Regions from separate parts of the Homo sapiens genome. Here region 2 is linked to region 1. A link is an interaction called in ENCODE POLR2A ChIA-PET data of the cell type or tissue named here. Cell type or tissue: MCF 10A. All regions are shown on one strand.

Region 1 (5,000 bases):
ACTTTGAGAGGCTGAACCCAGGAGTTTGAGAGCAGGCTGGGCAACATGGTGAAACCCCGTCTCTACAAAAAAATACAAAAATTGGCCGAGGGTGTTGGCACATGCCTGTAGTCCCAGCTACTTGGGAGGCTGAGGTAGGAGGATCTCTTGAGCCCGGGAGACCTATGCTGCCAAATAAGGTAGGCAGTAGCCACACATGGCTATTGCAATTTTAGAAATTAATTACAGGCCACATGTGGTGGCTCACACCTGTAATCCCAACACTTTGGGAGGCCGAGGCGGGCAGATCATGAGGTCAGGAGATCGAGATCATCCTGGCCAACATGGTGAAACCCCATCTCTACTAAAAATACAAAAATTAGCTGGGCATGGTGGTGCACACCCGCAGTCCCAGCTACTCGGGAGACTGAGGCAGGAGAATTGCTTGAACCCAGGAGGCAGAGGCTGCAGTGAGCTGAGATTGCACCACTGCACTCCAGCCTGGGCAACAGAGAGAGACTCCGTCTCAAAAAAAAAAAAAAAAAAAAAAAAAAGAAAAGAAAAGAAATTAATTACAATAAAAACAGTCCCTGAGTTTCACTGGCCACATTTGAAGTGCCCGATGACCCTGTGTGGCTTAGTGACCACTGTGCTGAATAGTGCAGATCTAGAGCATCCTACTGGACATGTTGCCAGGGTCCCTGAACCAACAGAATTAGCATCTCCTGGGAGCTTGTTGGAAATGCAGAATCTCATCCCCTACCCCAGACCTGCTCAATCCCAATCTGCTCTTCAGTGAGATTCCTCAGGTGATCTTGACTGCACCTTCTAATCACTTGGAAGCTTTAAAAATGCTGAGGCTGGGCACGGTGGCTCACGTGTGTAATCCCAGCACTTTAAGAGGCCAAGGCGGGTGGATCACCTGAGGTCAGAAGTTTGAGACCAGCCTGGCCAACATGGTGAAACTCCATCTCTACTAAAAATTACAAAAATTACCCAGGTGTGGTGGCACACACCTGTAGTCCCAGCTACTTGGGAGGCTGAGGCAGGAGAACTGCTTGAACCTGGGAGGTGGAGGTTGCAGTAAGCTGAGATGGCACTGCTGCACTCCAGCCTGGGTGACAGAGTGGGACTCTGTCTCAAAAAAAAAAAAAAAAAAAAAAAAAAGAAAAGAAAAAGGAAAATGCTGATGCCCCAAGCTCCACCCCCACAGATGCTGGAGAGATTTGTCCAGGGCTTCCCCTGGAGTGGGGAATGTTTGAAAACTCCCCAAGGGTTTCTAAAGTTCAGCCAGAGTTAGCAGAAAGCCCATTAGGTGGCTAAGCAGGTAGACTGAAGTTGGAGCTGTGTGACCTTGGGCAAGCCACTTACCCTCTCTGAACCACAAGCTCCCTTCTCTCTAAAACTAGAGACCTGCTGGCACCTCCCTCCCAGGGCTGTGAGAAGTAAATGATGGGATGATTCAAAGTGCTGAGTAGGGTCAGATGCAGTGGCTCACACCTATAATCCTAGCACTTTGGGACGCTGAAATGGGAGGATTGCTTGAAGCCAGGAGTTTGAGACCAGCCTGGGCAACATTTAAACATTACCCAGGTGTAGTGGTGCATGCCTGTAGTCCTAGCTGCTTGGGAGGCCGAGGTGGGGGGATCCCTTGAGCCCAGGAGTTCAAGGCTGCAGTGAACAATGATGGTGCCACTGCACTCCAGCCTGGGGGACAAGAGTGAGACCCTATTTCTAAAAAAGAAAGAAACCCAAAATGCTGAGCGAGTGCCTTGGATTGATAGTAAGCAGTGCCTGTGTAATAAGCATGAATTTTAAAAAATGAGGTCAGCAGCCTTAGAGCTAATGGTTAATGGGTTTGGGTGTGGGATTTTTTTTTTTTTAATTTTTAAAACATTGAGATAAAATTCCCATAACATAAAATTGACCATTAACCATTTTAAAGTGTACAGTTTGGTGGCATTTAATACACTCAGTGTTGTGCAACCATCACCTCTCTGTAGTTCAAAGACCCCAAAAAGGAGACCCCGTACTCACTGAGCGCTCACTCCCTGTCTCTCCCCGCTCCCCCAGCCCCTGGCAACTACTAATCTTCTGTCTGTATAGATTGACCTATTCTGATTTTGGGGGTTTTTGAACTCGCCTTCCCTGGCTGACAACCTCTCGCCATCCAGGTGAGACTGTGTGAAAGCCCAGCTCCCTGCATTTCTGGGTCTTCCTCTCCCCACTGGGGGCTGCCCCCACCTGTTTCCCCCTCTGGGCACCCTGGTTCTACTCATCAGCCTGGCTTAATCCCAGCAGCAGGTCCATGTTCTGCTCTCCTGTGGCTGCCACAAATGAGAGGTTTCATCTCAGCTGGGTTTCTCCTAGTTAAATATTTAATAAATAAGACCTACAACTTGTGATGCTGGGAGTGTTTGATAGTGAAATTAATGATGGGGAGAGAGTGGCAGGCGGCCCACAGGTCCATGCTGGAGCTGGGATGAGGCGCCCTGGGCAGGCGTCCGTGCCACTGATGCTTGGGAACCACGGTGGGCCATGCCATCCCATTTCCCCCAGCCAGGGCCTCTTTTTTAGCACTGTGTCCAGCACAGGGTAGCCACCTGATAAATAAGTGTTAAAAGAAAGAGAGGCTGCGTGTGTAGGGAAGAAGGAAGAGACAGAGGAGACAAAGAGGAGACACAGAGAGAGAGAGAGAGATGAGAGAGAAAGAAAAGTGGAAGGTGAGAAAGAGACAGAGATGGAAGGGGAGAGAAGGACCTGGATGGAGGAAGTGCAAGGAAGGCAATGGTGAGGGAAAAGAGAGAGAGACAAAGATGGAAGGGATGAAGGAGAGGGAGAGATATGGAGGTAGAGAAAGAGAGACAGAAAGAAGAGAGAGAATATTGCTTCTTGTATCTTCCCCTTCTCCTGTTATCCTTGACCATCTTATTATTTTTTTCTTTTTTCTGTCTCTCCAGTTCTCATTTCCTTACCCTCGCCGTCTTGCCAACTCGTCATCTCTTTTCATTTCCTGTGTCTATGTTATCTTTTAATTTTCTGTCTGGGTATTTTCCCCTTTTCTCTTTCTCAGCATAAACTGTTGGTTGGTGTATGTGTCTTCTTTCTTTTTTAGTCTTTAACTGACGTGTGTGTGTATGTGTGTGTGTGAGAGAGAGAGAGACAGACAGACAGAGAGAGAGAGAGAGAGACAGAACAAACCTAGAGAGCAGTGTAGGAACATAGATGAACATTTTAAAGACCAAACCATGAAGCGTACACCCATTTTACCCAGGTCAAGAGCCACAGGGCCACCATCAGATTCTCCCTCATGCTCATCCTCAATCACAGCCACTCCTTCCCTCCTGGAGGAACCACTATTGGAGATTGTATGGGAACCATTCGCTTGCTTTCTTGTGTGGTTGTACCACCTAAGTACGCATCCTGAAGCAATATAGTCAGATATTATGTGGTTTTGAGTTTTATATGAATAAAATCATGTGAGAGGAGTTGTTTTGTATTTTGCTTCATTGGTTTGCAGTTACCTTTGTGAGATTTCATCCTCATTGTGGTCACTGCAGCTCCTTCATGATCTTGTTTATTCATTGATGATGAGCATGTGACTTTGTTCTCTTTTGGGCACTGGCATAAGCAGCTTTGTTGGTTGTTTATGGATTCTGCTGCTCGCTTGCAGGGGTCTCTCTGGAGCACATCGCTCTGTGTGAAATTGTTGGATACTAAGATTTGTACATTTTCACCTTGACTAAACACTGCCAAACAATTTTCCAAAGTGCTTGTGCTAATTTACACTCCTGCCGGTGGTGGGTGAGCATTCAAGATGCTTCACAACCTTGCCAACACTTGGTATTGTCAGGTTTTTAAGTTATAGCCTTTCTCATGGTGATTTCTCATTGTGATTTTAGTTTGCATCCCCCGATTGCAAATTAGAGTGAACATAGTTTAAAATATTTATTGACTATTCAAGCTTGCTTTTTTGTGAAGTGCCTCTACATGCTCTGTCCATTTTTGATTAGGTCACTTTTAAAAAAAAAATATTGATTTGTGGGTGATCCTTACATAGCCTGGAAACTGATTCTTCATCATTATATGTTGTGCAATATTTTCTCTTGGCTTGGCTTTTGATCTTTTTTATAATGTCTTTTGATCACCAACAGTTCTTAATTTTGATGTGGTTGATTTTAGAAATCTTTTCCTTTATAGTTTGTGGGCTTTGTATCTTATTTAAGAAAATCATTTCTACCCTGAGGCCATGGATATATTTTATGTTATTTCTGAAAGTTTTACAGTTGTGTTCACTGTATGTCTTTAATCAGCTTGGGATTGATTTTTATATGTGGTGGTAGGTAGGGGTCCAATTTCCTTTTTATTCCATAAGAATTGTCCCAGCATCATTTATTAAAAAGCCCATTCTTGCCCCAATGATCTGCAAGACAACCTCTTGACTGTTTAACTTTTACCTTCTTTCATCTGGTCTGTTTTTATACTCAACCTTTGAAGCCACAAATATTTATTGAGTGCCAACTGTGTGCCAGGCACTGAGTTACAGTGACGGATATGACAGATGCAATCATGGCTTTCATGGAGTTTACAGTCTGGCAAGGATGACATGTAAATAGTTATTACTACTTATAATTTAAAATGTTATAGGCCTTGCAAAAAGGGACAAGTCTGGCTTGCTCTAAAAGAAACATGTGAAACAACATCTTCCAGGGAAGTGCTGATAAACTGAGTCTTTAGTGGGCCTCTGCTATTGTAGGGGTGGGAATGGTGGAAAAGATGTTTTGGCCACAGGGAACAGCATGTGCAAAGGTCCTGTGGAAGGTGCTTAGGAGTTTGATATTTATCCTAAAGGCACTGTCAGGCTACTGAAGCAGTAATACAATGATTTTATGTCTGTGAATAGTTCCACTGGTTGCTGCATGGAGAATGTATTGGAATACAGCAAGAATAAAAAGCCATGAGACCAATTAGGAAATGATTTCACTCATTCAGGGAAGTGTGCCTTGGGCTGGCATGGTGGC
Region 2 (5,000 bases), 88 kb after region 1:
CAGTAGTTTAACGCCAACCTGGGCAACACAGTGAGACACCATCTCTACTAAAAATAAAAAATAATAAAGTGAAACTGGTGAGGGGTGCAATGAGGTGGAGTGGTGGGTGACTCAAATATGGCTCGACTCCATGCAGTCACTCAGGGATCCAGGCTGTTGGAGGCTCTCCCTGCTTAAACATGTGGCTTCCAAGGTTGTTCTAAGAGCCTACATTGAGACAGCAGCTGGGGAAAAGGGAAAGTGGAGTGGGAGGTACTTATGAGGGTTCCTGGAAGTGGTGAACAACACTTCTGCCTGCATTCTATTGGGTGGAATTTAGTCATGTGGCCCAGGCTAGCTGCATGGGAGGCTGGGAAATGTAGTCTCTGATTAGGCTGCCATTTCCCAGTCCCACTTGTGAATCTTTAGTGGGAAGCTCACCATGTTTGCACCAGGGATTCAGTCTACCTCCCACTCATGCCTCAACTATGTATCAGGCACTGTCGTAAGTACTTTACATATCAGCCTACCTAATGCAAACAACTACTCAGTGGGTGCTTTATTGGTCACATGTATTAGTGAGAACATGGAAACCCAGAGCCGTTAAATATCTTGCCCAAGGTCACACAGCTAGGAAGTGGCAGAGTTGGAATTTGAATCCAGGAAATCTGGCTGCAGAGCCCCACGCTTAGTATAAATTCATTGTAGTTTAGAAAGAGGCAGAAGGACCCTAAAATTGGCATAATCCATTTTTTGGTCCCTAAGGAACTGACTGAATTGACTACTTGTAAAAGTGAGTCCTGGACAGGCAACAGTGGCTCAGGTCTGTAATTCCAGGACTTTGGGAGGCTGAGGCGGGCAGATCACCTGAGGTCAGGATTTCAAGACCAGCCTGGCCAACATGGCAAAACCCTGTCTCTAAAAAAATAGAAAAATTAGCTGGGTGTGGCGGTGGGTGCCTGTAATTCCAGCTACTCAGGAGGCTGAGGCAGGAGAATCGTTTGAACCTGGGAGGTGGAGGTTGCAGTGAGCAAAGATCACGCCACTTTACTCCAACTTGAATGACAGAGCAAGACTCTGCCTCAGGACCGCCATGGCCCCCTGGGTTCTAGGTCAGAGTTTCTCCGCCACAGCACTGATGACTTTGGGGGCTGCATTATTAGCTCCAAAATGGGAGCTATCCTGTGCACTGCCTCAACTTACTTGATGCCAGTAGCGCCCGCGCCCCAGTTGTGAGAACCAAAAATGTCTCCACACATTGCCAAATGTCCCCTGGGAGGTGAAATCACCCCTGGTTGAGAGTCACTGTTCTAGATTGTTAAATATTATCTTACACTCTAGCACAAGTCCAAGGCAAACTGACTTAGAAATTACCAACCTTGCAAAAAATAGAAGATTTCTTAAAGTCAGTGAGCATGATGGTGGCAAGCTGCTGAAATCACACCCCCAGACATTAGCAGATGGGATCTGGACAGTATTCATCTAGTTAAAAATTGACAAGGACTGGGACACTGCAGGCTCTTCAAAAGAGAATCATTTGAATAACAAGGGGTCAAGACAGGGGTAATTGGTGAAAGCCCCTGCTCATAATTTGAAAATATAAATAGGCATCATGAAAATTCATCCTGCAAAAGTCAAAAGTCGAATGTGCAGTGTTATACATGATCAGTTGATTTGGGAGGGGAAATTGCATGCACACACATGAGAGCTTGCACACCCACACACACACACCTGTTCAAGTGTGTGTGCCAGTGCTCAGTGAGGACCATCTCCCCAACCTGTCTGATCATCTTGCTTTGGGGTGACCCTATGGGTGAGGCAGAAATTCTTGGATCATAGTTTTCTAATGAATATTATAATTGTTAACTTCTGATGGGTGCTGACTTTTTCATCTTTGCAACACTGCGTAGGTATTTTTACTCTCCCCATTTTACAGATGAGACAACTGAGGCTCAGAAAGATTGATTAGCTCTACACGAAGCCAGGATCCAGGCTTAGCCTGGCTCCAGGAATCATGTTTTGAGTTACGTAGCTTCCCTGATTCTGAGGGACCTCCCCACTTCTGAAATCTTCTACTGTTACTCCCCATGGCCCTTTCCTATTGACCGGAGGCACCCCAGCTCCTCACTCGTCCCTTATCTTATGAAACATGACCATGATGTCTGAATTCAAAGGAGAGCCTGGGCTTTGTGGGGAAAACGAAGCAGAAAAAGAAAGGTGGAGGTTGGTGGTTGTTTTTGGCATGGTGAGGAGCCTGTCGTTGCTTGAGGAAAGCAAGAAAGGAGATTGCTGGGGCTTGGATCCATCTCTGGGTGCCTGTGGGTCTGTCTGTAAAAATGAGAACTGGTCGTGCTCATTAGAGGATTTGACCGTTAGGCCTTGGGATAGCGATTTGGGAACTTTTTTCTGCTAAGACAAAGAATAATATGGTTCAGGTTCATTTTGCTCCTGCTTTCCCAAGCCCTACATCTCTTCTGGGCTTTTTTTTTTTTCCTTTTCTCTCCTTCTTCTTCTTCTTCTTCTTCTTCTTCTCATTTTTGGATCTGGACTTCTGCTGACTCATCTCTCTGAGCAAGGAAGGAGGGAGGAAGTCAGAATTGCTCATTAACCGTTTTCTTTAGTGACTCAGCTGTGATTCACATTTTAATTAATGGAGGAGAAAAACCTGATCAGTCCTAAGGCATCTGCCCAATCACGCATAACTCCAGGCTGGTGATAATAATAATACTTGAAAAAAGTGGGGTGTCCTGAATTAAACTATGGCTCATTCCCCACATTAGTCTTGAGGACTCCACCAGGCCCTCTAAGTTCCAGGTCTCAATGGGGCTCCCTGAACCAGAGCAGCTAGTCCAAGCCCCGAGCAGCATTTCTGCAGAGTTAGTCTGAGGTCAGGACAAGAAACAGAGGCTCAAGCCCTCCTGGGATCGCAGGAGGATCATGGGAATGTAATATTGTTTCCTGAGCTGGTCTTTGGCTATAATCCCAGGCTCAAGCCTGGCCTCCCTCCCCTCGGGGCCTGAAATTTGTCAGAGCCTATTGCAGGGGCAGCTTCTGTGCTTTTTGTTTGCCCAGAGAATGAGAAAAGTCCAGATAATCATGACCGCTACTTCCTGAGCACTTACTATGCATCAGGTGGTGTGCTCAGCACTTCTCATGAATGATCACGTTGAATCCTCACTCTGTCCACAAAAAGAAAGAGCTTTTATATAATTCTCCAACCTCCCTATGAGGAAACTGAGGCTTGGCAATTGCCCAATGTAGACAATTAGTAAATAATCAGGCAGGATATAAACCCAACCCTTTCCCACCTGGGAGCCAGAGCTTGCATCTACTATACTTCTCTGCTTTCCAGTCAGCTGCAAAGAAAAATTGGAAGCTGATAGCTCATTCAACAAACACTTATTGAACCCTTCCACCTGCTCAGCCCTGTTCTAGACACCAGAGATCCATCAGTGAACCAAAGAGGCAAATCCATGGTCTCATGAAACTGACAATTTACCTGCCCAAGTGTATTAGTTACTGTTTATAAGTTCCTATTAAGTGTATTAGATATGCTTGCAGCTGTAACAAAGAATCCCAACATGCATAAGGGCTCAAAACAATAAAAATTTCGTTCTTGCACAGATAAAGTTCAAAAGGTGTATTCTTTTTTTTTTTTTCTTTTGCGACGGAGTTTTGCTCTTATCCTCCAGGCATGAGTGCAATGGCCCAGTCTCGGCTCACTGCAACCTCCACCTCCTGGGTTCAAGCATTCTCCTGACTCAGCCTCCCCAGTAGCTGGAATTACAGGTGCCCGCCACCACACCTGGCTAATTTTTTGTATTTTTAGTATAGGTGGGGTTTCACCATGTTGGTCAGGCTGGTCTTAAACTCCTGACCTCAGGTGACCCACCTGCCTCGGCCTCCCAAAGTGCTGGGATTACAGCCGTGAGCCACCGTGCCTGGCCAAAAAAAAAATGTATTCTTAAACAGCAGGCACCTCTCCTCTAAGCAGTAAGTCAGGGGCCCAGGCTTGTTCCATATTGTAGCTCCTCATCTTCAACCCATGGCTTCCAAAGTCTCCATGCTTCTTGATATCAAGCCACAGAAGGGAAAAGAGCATGAGAAGGGCACAGGAGAAATGTTTCTGGGACAGACCCAGAAGTAGTCCATATGACTTCCATCTACCTCCCACTGGCTAGAGCTTACATGGCGGCACCCACTTGCAGAGCTGGGAAATGGAGTCTAACTGAGCATCCAGGAAGGAGAGACAGACATGAGTCTTTGCGTGGGTCCTCACTGAGAATCAAGCTCCACATTTTGATCGATGTCACCAGAGCGTACATGGCGGCGCCCACTTGCAGAGCTGGGAAACGGAGTCTAACTGAGCATCCAGGAAGGAGAGACAGACATCAGTCTCTGCGTGGGTCCTCACTGAGAATCAAGCTTCACATTTTGATCTGTGTCACCTCCTTGCAAGCCCTACCTTAGGACAATTTTAAGGGACATTCCTATCTTCTTCCACCCTTAGGACAGTTTTAAGGGACACTCCTGAGTTCTTCCACCCACCTCCTCTGTTTCTTGGGCTTCCAGCTCTCAGGATTTGCCTTTGCCTTACAATGGGGTGAAGCAAGAATCTGGAAGAATGTCTCTCCCCACAATTTGAAGTCTTATTTGAAAAAAAGCAGTAGAGCATCCCTCCCTCTTGAGGTAGGGAAATCTAGAATCAAATCCTGCTTCTCCAGACTTTGACCTCAGAAACTGGGGGGACTTCAAGGTCTTCAGGTGGGCAGCTTTCATGAACCATTCATTCCTCCCACCTCATACCAATCAGGGTCCTAACAGGAAAAAGAATTAACTTCTAGATGGTTCAAAAGAAGACCATGCCATGAAGAGACTCCTTAAAGAGATAGGAACAGGTGAGAGAAATAGATAACGGCTGTTTGAGGTCCTCAGAGAGAAGCCATCGCGAGCCCTACATTTCCTGGAACCCAGTGGAGGCAGAGCTGTGCAGAAGGGACTACTGTCAGAACCAGGGAGGG

The links. ChIA-PET counts read pairs that join two places held together with the same protein. Peaks named below come from ENCODE experiments on the same cell type or tissue, not always from the same donor. Only the 100,000 strongest peaks of a DNase experiment are listed, where the experiment ranks them.
Region 2: POLR2A ChIA-PET joins it to region 1 with 5 read pairs; 2 of 35 experiments call an interaction of 5 or more read pairs at or near these places.

Annotation. Positions count from the first base shown.
Region 1 is chr19:13,484,537-13,489,536 of GRCh38, reverse strand. All of the region lies in intron 1 of CACNA1A (calcium voltage-gated channel subunit alpha1 A), which reads left to right. Among named protein-coding and RNA genes, the nearest start is that of CACNA1A, 19 kb to the left of the region's middle. In MCF 10A, no CTCF peak of the experiment used is centred here; no DNase peak of the experiment used is centred here.
Region 2 is chr19:13,396,906-13,401,905 of GRCh38, reverse strand. All of the region lies in intron 3 of CACNA1A (calcium voltage-gated channel subunit alpha1 A), which reads left to right. Among named protein-coding and RNA genes, the nearest start is that of CACNA1A, 110 kb to the left of the region's middle. RefSeq lists enhancers at 585-1,085, 1,086-1,586, 2,533-2,677, 2,000-3,199 and a cis regulatory region at 2,600-2,610. In MCF 10A, no CTCF peak of the experiment used is centred here; DNase peaks (open chromatin) are centred at 2,585 and 2,985.